Regions from separate parts of the Homo sapiens genome. Here region 2 is linked to region 1. Evidence: read pairs that join two places in POLR2A ChIA-PET (ENCODE). Cell type or tissue: CD4-positive, alpha-beta T cell. All regions are shown on one strand.

Region 1 (5,000 bases):
CCCAGAATTCTTCTGCTGCTGATAAAGCTAAGGCAGCCCATCAGCCTCATGAGCACTTATTTTCTCAGTCCTTCCTCTACTGTGATCCTGAGAATGCACTCTGAGTATGTAGGGGAGTCAGAAATGGTGTTTGTCCTCTCTGGGGCAGCAGGGAGGCTGGAGAGGGAAGGCTCTGGGCCCACCTAGGCACTCAGACTCTGACCCTTGAATGGAGGAAGCAAAAGCCAAGAAGAGGTTGGGGCTGACACATCTTTACAGTGTGGCCAGATGAGACTCTCAGTTGGTTCCAGCTTCTAGGTCCCCACGGCCTCCCTGTTTTCTGTCTTTTCCAGACCAGGCTCTTCAATTTCCCCTTCCATGTTGTGAGGGACTCCATAGCCTTCTTGTGAATTTCCCTTGGGGTCGGGGGTCAGTGTCTGTTTCTTGCCACCGCAGCACCAGGCTGGTTGTTTCTGTAAGAGGCTCTGAGAGCTGCGCCTCCCACATCCCTCACCTCCCAGACTTGTGCAGGAGTAGTCAGGAACATGCGGAGCTGGAACCACACTCGATGGCACCCACGAGGTCAAGTCAGAAGGGCTCCCTTCTGGTAAGGCAGAATCAGAGCCAAGGAGGCTGAGCGTTCCCTGCAATCACTGCCATCACTGATGAAGGAACTGACTCATCTGATGTGGGCCATTGAGGAATGTGGAGGTTGGACGAGTGACCACTAGGACCTTCAGCAATAGAGAAAATGGAACTGGCTGGGCACGGCGGCTCATACTTGTAATCCCAGAACTTTGGGAGGCTGAGGTGGGAGGATCACCTGAGGTCAGGAGTTCAAGACCAGCCTGGCCAACATGGTGAAACCTTGTCTCTACTAAAAATACAAAAATTGGCTGAGTGTGATGGCACGTGCCTGTAATCCCAGCTACTCCAGAGGCTGAACCAGGAGAATTGCTTGAACCTGGGAGACAGAGGTTGCAGTGAGCTGAGATTGCACCACTGCACTCCAGCCTGGGCAACAGAACAAGACTCCATCTCAAAAAAAAAAAAAGAAGGAACTGTTCCCAGAGATCCTCAGTGCCACTCCAGGTTTCAGCGAAGCTCTGCTGAGGGGCCGGGGTCATGGACCCCAGTGTACACAGGCTCTACTAGGGGATCCTATCGAAGCCCCCTCCCCCGAATGGCCTCCAGGAATCTGTCCTGGCTCCACCTCTGGAACCTTCATTTTCTTACATCTTGCCTGTAGCCATCACCACACTTGGCAACCTACTGTGTGTCACCTAGCTCCCCTACTTATGGGATGACTACTTCAATTCTTCACTCTCTCAAACTTCCAAGGCCCTCCTATCCCCCCCTCACCTCTGGCCTCTGCCCACTAGAGGACCCCCACTAGTAATACCCCTTAGTTGTGACAATCAAAAATGTCTCCAGACGTTGCCAAACATCCCCTCAGGTGGAAAATCACCCTCAGTGAGAACCACTGATCTAGACCAACAGCCAGCCGCTCTCTCTCATGCTTGTGACCCACATCTGGAATGCACACATTTGACTGACCTTCATCTGTCTCTTGATGCAGCCCTTTTTCAAAGCCCAGCATGGCTGGGCATGGTGGCGCACGCCTGTAATCCCAGCACTTTTGGAGGCCAAGCCGGGAGGGTTGTTTGAGCTCAGAAGTTTGAGACCAGCCTAGGCAACATGGTGAAACCCCATCTCCACAAAAAATACAAAAATTAGCCGGGTGTGGTGGTATGCACAGGTGGTCCCAGCTACTCAGGAGGCTGAGATAGGAGGATTGCTTGAGCCTGGGAGTTCAAGAACAGCCTCGGCAATATGGCAAGACCTCATCTCTTAAAAAATAAAAAAAAAAAAAATTAAAAAAACTTGATCACATTTTTCTGGAGGGGAATTTAACAATATTTATCATAAGCTTTAAGTTAATAGTGTAATATAAAATAAGCTGAGCATGGTGGCAGGCACCTGTAATCCCAGCTACTCAGGAGTCTGAGGCAGGAGAACTGCTTGAACCCAGGAGGTGGAGGCTGCAGTGAGCTGTGATTACGCCACTGCACTCCAGCCTGGGCAATAGGGCAAGACTCCGTCTCAAAAAAGAAAAAAAAGAAAAGTTAATAGTGTAATATTATGAACTACTGATACATGAAACATAGGTGAATCCCAAAAACATAATGCTGAGGGAAGAGTACATACACCAGGCGGGTGGCTCACGCCTGTTATCCCAGCACTTTGGGAGGCCAAGGTGGGAGGATCGCTTGAGCCCAGGAGTTCTAGACCGGCCTGGGCAACGCAGCAAGATGACCCATCTCAATTTTTTTTAATTAAAAATAATAATAACTAAAAAAACCCCAAAGCCCAGTGGACTGACAGGCAGACAACATACATACACACGCCCCTGTAGATTTCGAGGTGTGATTCGGACACCTCTGTGTCTCCCTGGTTCCAGTGTCCCCCTCAGTTGATCTGAGGAAAGCAGGACGCACTCACCCCTCCCCCATGGGTGTGGCTGGGGGCGGGCTCCACAGTACAAGCCTCTGCTAAAGAAATCTGCTTCCACCGGGCAGGTGGCTCACACCTGTAACGCCAGCACTCTGGGAGGCTGAGGCGGCTGGATCACCTGAGGTCAGGAGTTTGAGACCAGCCTGACCAACACGGTGAAACCCTGTCTCTACTAAAAATACAAAATTAGCCAGGCGTGGTGGCACATGCCTGTAATCCCAGCTACTCAGGAGGCTGAGGCAGAAGAATCGCTTGAATCCAAGAGGCAGATGTTGCAGTGAGCTGAGATCATGCCACTGCACTCCAGCCTGGGTGACAAGAGCAAAACTCTGTCTCAAAAATAAAATAATAATAAAAATAATAAAAAATTAAAAAAATAAAAAATAAACCTGCTTCCTAGTCTCTGGCTCCTCTCTCTCGGCCTGTCCAACCGCTTTATAAGTTGGATGTGGGTGGTCAATACAGTGACTCAGAACTACCAGTTCTCAGACATTTCCCTCCCAGCCCTGCATAGGTGGTCTAGCATCCCATGCTGGGATTGGGAGGGGCTGCCCTGCCTGTCTGGGGCCTCAGCCAAGCCTGAGGCAGAAGGAGCCTGCTAACTACCATCCAGGTGCTCATTCGAGGCCCCTCTTCTCCTCGCCTCAGGATTCTTTCCCATTCCTATTTACTCAACCTCTCCCTCCTAACTAGAACCTGCCCACTGACATTTAGACATATTTAAATCTCTCCTGAAATTAAAAAAACAAACAAAAAACTGCTTTGAAAACCCCAAATCTCCTTGCAGCTACCTCCTAATTCTCTCCTCCCTTTCAAAGCCAAACTTGTGAAAAAGCTGTCTGCATCCACAATCTCCCTTTCCTCACCTCCCACGCATTCCAGTCTGGCTTCCCCCCTCATCAGTCCCCAGAAGCATCTCTCCCTAAGATGGTCAGCGATGCTCAGACCGCCAGGCTGAGCCTGGAGAGCAGTAAGCTGGCCTGGCCCGGGCAGGACCTTGGCCATGGGAGCAGCAGTAGGGTACACAGTGGTTGGTGTTACCCAGGGTTGTCAATGTCAACTGCAGACGATAAACTAGAACTTCTGTGCAGTTCCAGAAAGAATATCTGGCCTTGAGTCCTGAGGCTATGCCAACACCTACTTACCTTCATTGATTCATTCATCCATTCAATAACTCTTTACTGAGCACACTTGGGCCAGACCCTGAGGTAGGCACCTGTTATAAACTTGGTCTCTACCCTCATGGAGCTAACTGCCTGGGCATTGGTCAGAGTCATGAAAATACACAAAGACGACCGAGATGCTTGATGGAGAAGTACAGAGTGTATTACTGTGGGATCAGATCTAGCCTGAAAGGTCAAGAAGAGATTTTCAGGCTGGGATCTGACCAATGAGTAGGAATTAGCTAGTCCGGGAGGAATGGGGAGAAAGAGATGATAGAAGACTGGGGGAAAGGTGTCTCTTGGGGACAAAGAAGCCAGGGATTCCAGAATTGAAAAGGACCAGGAGGAAGCAAGTAGGGAGGGGTGGGGAGAGCTGGACAGAAATTATTTTTCTCTTCTTTTTGAGATGGAGTCTTGCTCTGTCACCCCGGCTGGAGCGCAGTGGCACAATCTACACTCACTGCAACCTCCACGTCTGGGGTTCAAGCAATCCTCCTGCCTCAGCCTCCTGAGTATCTGGGACTACAGGTGTGCACCACTATGCCCAACTAATTTATTTGTACTTTTAGTAGAAACAAGGTCTCACCATGGTGGCCAGGCTGGTCTTGAACTCCTGAACTCAGGTGATCCGCCCGCCTCAGCCTCCCAAAGTGTTGGGATTACAGGCGTGAGCCACTGTGCCCGGCTGAAATTAGGTTTTTCTCTCTGCCCCTCAGCCTTTGTGCCAAGCCTTTCTCCTGCCTCACTCTGAAGGACTTTAGCATCCTCCACTCCCTTGATGTGGTCGACCCTTTTATTTCTCTTTCTCCCAGGACTCTGTCATGCCCGAGCTCTTGCATGTGCCTCCTCTGACCTGAATGTGAATGTTCTACAGAGCTCTACCCAGGCCTTACTCCCCTTCCCAACTCTTTTTCTTGACATCGTCTCCCACATTAGACTGTCACTTCTAACAGATCTCCAGTCCCAGAACTCTCCCCTGAGACCCAGGTTCAGAGATCTCCTTGCCCAGTGATCATCTTCACACAGATACCCTGCTCACTATCTTAAACACAGCAGATTGTAGAGTTAGAAAATGTTAAGTCTCACTTTCGCTGAGAAAATGTAGAAAGTAACATAAAGCAGCCAGGTGTGGTGGCATGCACCTGTAGTTCCAGCCGCTTGGGAGCCTGAGGCAGGAGGATCGCTTGAGCCCAGGAGTTTTAAGGCCGCGTGGAGCTATGGTCACACCCTGTACTCCAGGCTGGGAAACAGAGTAAGATTCTGTCTCTTAAAAAAAATTAAATTAAAAATAAGCTAAAGCCTTTTTGTCCCCAAAAACTTGATTAAAAATAAATCAACGAAGAC
Region 2 (5,000 bases), 380 kb before region 1:
TCCTTCCACAATCGCCAAGGTGTGACCTGGGCCAACTCTTGGTATCTCTGGGCTTCAGTTCCCTTCCCTGTAAATAGAAAGGTCTTAATTAAGGTCCCTTCCAGTGCTGTAAAAGGGAGTTTCAAAGCTTCTCTCACTGTTATGATTGTGATCAGCTTCGAAGGAGGTAGTGCTAGTGGGTAAACATCAAACTGTAAGCTTGCTTCCCCAGTTCCAACCTACCAGTACCACCTACACTGAGAAAATCACTTTGATGCTCTTAGTTTCCTGATCTGTAAATGGAAAATGTGTTTTACAGATTTGTTGTAAAAGTTATGTGAAATAATAAAAATCAAAGTGTATAGATTATAATATACTACAGACGGGCCGGGCATGGTGGCTCTCGGCTGTAATCCCAGCACTTTGAGGGGCTGAGGCAGACAGATCACTTGAGGTCAGGAGTTCGAGACCAGCCTGGCCAACACGGCAAAACCCCGCCTCTACTAAAAATACAAAAATTAGCCAGGCATGGTGGTTTGCCCCTGTAATCCCAGCTACTCCAGAGGCTGAGGTGGGAGAATCACTTGAACCCCGGAGACAGAGGTTGCAATGAGCCGAGATCATACCAAGGCACCCCATCCTGGGCAACAGAGCCAAACTCATCCCAAAACAAAACAAAACAAACAAACAAACAAACAAATGTATATATATACACACGCACCACAGACATACACACACACTGTGAAGTTGCATTTTTAAAGAATTTAATTTTCATAAATCTTAGTGCACAAACAAGTAAAGAAAACATTTTTTACCCTGTTGCATGTATCCTCCCTTTCAAACTAGACTCTAGCCTCCAGGGGTCCAAAGAGAATGAGATGACAGAGAGAATGTAAATAGAAACAAAAGAAGCTAAATCTTAGTGTTTGGGCTTCTAAGTATGGAGCCTCAAGTGATAATACGCAATTTTCTGAAGCACTTCTGTACATGATTTTCTCCTTGTGTGTGCTGACTTGACAGCTTAATTCACACACATAATACACACACACATACCTCACACACATAAATCTACCATATATATATATATACACAACTTACATAAGTGCTTCACACCCACTATATATCTAATTCCTTTTATAGGCATATGGCAATGAAAGCAGAAAATGTGATTCAAAAAATAGAAACCACTCTCATTTTCTTTAACTCTTTCCTTTAATTTTGGTCATTTAAAGCTTATAAATTTGACAGACTGTATTTTTAAAACAGACTATTTTTAAAACCTTTAATACTAGTCTCATACATGGTCTATTTCTATTGGTTTATAGTTTGTCAGCAAATTGTATTTTCTACCCATAGGTAAATGTAGCACTGTTCTGAGCACCAAGAAGACATAGGCAGGGAATAGACACTACCTTAGGATCAAGAGGAGACAAGACATGTAAACATGTCATTAGCTAAGTGTGTACATAAATCCAGTTCTGTCATTAAAGAGTAAATATGAGAGCAGGGAGATTTTCTGGTGGGTGGGCGATGATTGCTTTTTTCTTCCCCACGCTCTCCTGGCATTTTTCTCCCCTTCCTTGGGACTGGATTATAGAATGCAGGGGCAGGCCAGGAGCGATGGCTCACGCCTATAATCCCAGCACTTTGGGAGGCCAAGGCTGGTGGATCATGAGGTCGTGAGTTTGAGACCAGCCTGGCCAACGTCGCAAAGCCCCGTCTCTACTAAAAATACAAAAAAAATTAGCTGGGCCTGGTGTCGGGTGCCTATAATCCCAACTACTCGGTAGGCTGAGGCAGGAGAATCTCTTGAACCCAGGAGGCGGAGGCTGCAGTGAGCCGAGATCGTGCCACTGCACTTCAGCCTGGGCGACAGAGCAAGACTCCATCTCAAAAAAAATAATAAAGAATGCAGGGGCAGTTCAGCTTATACATCATGGGCATAAACAATGGCCACTAATTGAAATGGTAGTTTGAAGCTAGCCAGAAATAGCTCTTCACAAAAGAGATCAAGTCTTACTCTGTAAAAAGAGAGTAAAAGCTGAGAAAATATTTCTGAACTAAGTTCACCTTACACAAAGAACATATCCAGAGTTCTAGAATATATGGATATGCTAGGGGAAGAAATACAGATGCAGGCAATCCCCTCTCCTCAATCAGAGGGACAAAGGGTGGAATATGATCTCTGTTCTAAGGCCGTTTGCACTTTCTGTTCATCCTTACCCACTTGTGATGTGTTGTTGTGGTGGTTGTTTCTCAGCAAATGCTCTTAAGTCTGTTACGTAACCTTTCTAAGCACTTTACACATATGAACTGATTTGACTCACATAATAATCTTCTGGGATAAGAACTATTAGTATCATTCCCACTTGACAGATGCAGAAACCGAGGACCTGAGAGATTCCATAAGTCTCCCTGGCAAATTGGATTCAGCCCCAGGAAGTCTGGCTTCTTGGCCTACATTCTTGACTATAAAAGTTGCACTGTCTCTTTAGCTGAAGGGTGAACTTAGGCATTTGAACAGCCAAGGGGTTGTGGGTAGAGTGAAAAAAGAAAGGAAAGGCTTTGAAAGTTATCCTGTTGTTTGAAAACACGAAAAGAGAAGAGAAAAAGAAGGAGAGAGCCTGGAATAGCTGTGAGAAGGCAATAGAAGAAGTGGAAGAACAGGAAATGGAAGAAAAAAAGCAAAGAGAAATTGACCTTGTCCCTGCTAGGGTCCAAATCTAACGGCTTGCTCGGGCTGGAGGGGCTAGAAGTGGGTGTCTCTGCTTTCAAGCAGCGCATTTAACTTCACCGGCTTTCCCCAGGCTGTCTCTGCAGCAACCCACACGAGGGCCTCTTTTCACAGCAATTATGAAAGTGATGGTGGGAGGAAGTACAGCTCACTTATTGAGGTTAAAAAGCCACCCAAGTAAAAGCATTAACCCAGTAGTAAGATTAAATTCCTGGCCCCAAAGGGAAATTATCAGGAGGTGTCCTTTACCATGTGTGAAATGGAAACAGTTTCCTCTCTTGGGCAAAATAACCAATTGCTGTGGGAGGCGGAAATCAATGCAGTGTTTGGTGAAAACTTGGGTTTCTCTGATGAGTTCTGTGAAACGCTAACGTCTAACAGGGGTTGTTCAGTCTATCCAATAACATTTTCTTCCCGTGACCTTGGATCTTAACGTTGGCTCCGCTCATAAATGACTGTGGAATGGGAATGAGAGAGTAAGCTCTTGACAGCTACAGGGAAATGCACTTCTAAAGAACTTGGTATAAGAGGGAAAATGAGATGGTCCTCCAAGAGCTAAACAACAAGATCAATACATATTGTATGGAGCAGAGATGTGCAAAGTCATCATGTTGAACATTCTGACTTGTTGAACATGTTGAACAATCTGATTGAGGATAATAACACAGCTAAAGGAATAATAGTCAATTTAAGGTAGAGTTTGATTCCATGAAAGAAGAAAAAGGAGAGAGAAGTAAATGCATGTATTCTGTATATATATTGAGAGTCTGCTAAGCACTGTGCTAAGGGCATGAACAAATTCTACTCCTGCCTTTTTGGGGTTCCAGAGCAGGCTGACAGGGTCCATCTAAGAACAGCTCAGAAGAAAAAAATGCATCTTCGTCAAAGATATCCAGTATCCTGGCCAAGAGCAGTGCCTGCCGTTTTTGTAGACGCTGTTATTCTTTTTCCCATATTCCCATCTCAGGCTCATAGATGAGGGAACTTCTCCCCATCTGACTTGCAGACCATTTTAGGGAACACTTGGATGGACACGTACTCTCTCGCTTTCCCTCCTTTCATTCTTCTCTCCCCAGGATAAGAGTAGCTAATCTGACTCAAGACAGCATATCACCCATGTGGCCTCACATGTCAGAAGGGGTTGATTATGGAGTTGGGGCACTGCTTGTGCATGGCACACTTTTTTGCCTTCTTTGATTGGCCTGCCCAGTCTCAGGGCCCTTGCACCCCAGCTCCTCAGCTGGCTTCCTTTTGCTTTCCTTCTGCTCCAGCTTCTCACAGTGCATCCAGGCAGGCAAGTCACGTTGGCCCTGCCCTCTCTTCAGTCTAGGTGAGGTATCAAAGGCCAGTACTTTGGCTCAACCCCAAGTTGAAGTCTCTAGCTCTGAGCGCTGGAGCTTGGGGGGCACAGCCTACCACACTCATCTCCAGAAAGTTCCCTGGGTCTGGTCTCCTTCTCATCAAGAAACTATGTAGGTAAAAGGTAAAGATTGGTAAGCCTCACTTCAAGCCATTCTTACTAGATAACATTAAACCTTTATAGTCACCTCCCATCCCCCTTTCTACATCAACATTCACCAGGCAAAATTCTAACTGGGTTATGAGTTCACATGGGCTGGTCAGGTTGGCTCCAGTGGTCCAGGCTGTGTCACAGTTATTGTCATCATAGGTTAATCAGGAGGCATTCTGGTTGTCCACACCTCCACTGGATGACATGACCCGTATCCGAGATACCAGCTCTCAGCTTGTTGACAAAAGTGGGTGTCTGAACCTGCAGAGCTACAGAGGGTTCAAGTCACCAAGTTCATGGAATCCCACGAGCCTTGTGCTTGGACCACCCGCTTATCTTTCCCTTTAACTCCCCAAAACCAATACCCGCTGTCCTTTGATGTGTAAAACTTCCACAAGAACAACCTTGTAAGATGTTTGAGAAGATGAAAGATAATGCAGGAGAGCCCCTAATAGGGTGCCTGACAGCCAGTAGACAATAACCATGGGAATTGCTGCTGCTGCTATTTATTAATATTTTGGAGATAAGTATATATATATAGATGTATATCTATATATGTATATCTATACATATATTTATCTATTTTAAAAGGAATAATAATTATTATTTATTATATTTATTGATTATAATTATTATATATACTTATATATTATTAGTATTATTAATATATTAATATTATATAATTGTGTTTATTATATTTATTGCAATTATTTATAATTATATTTACTTATTTAATTATAGATAATTATTTATAATTAAATACATATAATTATTTAT

Evidence for each region. ChIA-PET counts read pairs that join two places held together with the same protein. Peaks named below come from ENCODE experiments on the same cell type or tissue, not always from the same donor. Only the 100,000 strongest peaks of a DNase experiment are listed, where the experiment ranks them.
Region 2: POLR2A ChIA-PET joins it to region 1 with 5 read pairs; 3 of 35 experiments call an interaction of 5 or more read pairs at or near these places.

The regions. Positions count from the first base shown.
Region 1 is chr15:90,681,072-90,686,071 of GRCh38, forward strand. All of the region lies in intron 2 of CRTC3-AS1 (CRTC3 antisense RNA 1), which reads right to left. Among named protein-coding and RNA genes, the nearest start is that of LINC01585, 23 kb to the left of the region's middle. RefSeq lists an enhancer at 1,986-2,486. In CD4-positive, alpha-beta T cell, no CTCF peak of the experiment used is centred here; no DNase peak of the experiment used is centred here.
Region 2 is chr15:90,303,883-90,308,882 of GRCh38, forward strand. No RefSeq gene overlaps it. Among named protein-coding and RNA genes, the nearest start is that of NGRN, 41 kb to the left of the region's middle. RefSeq lists an enhancer at 2,663-2,712. In CD4-positive, alpha-beta T cell, no CTCF peak of the experiment used is centred here; a DNase peak (open chromatin) is centred at 2,809; H3K27ac peaks cover 1,066 bases.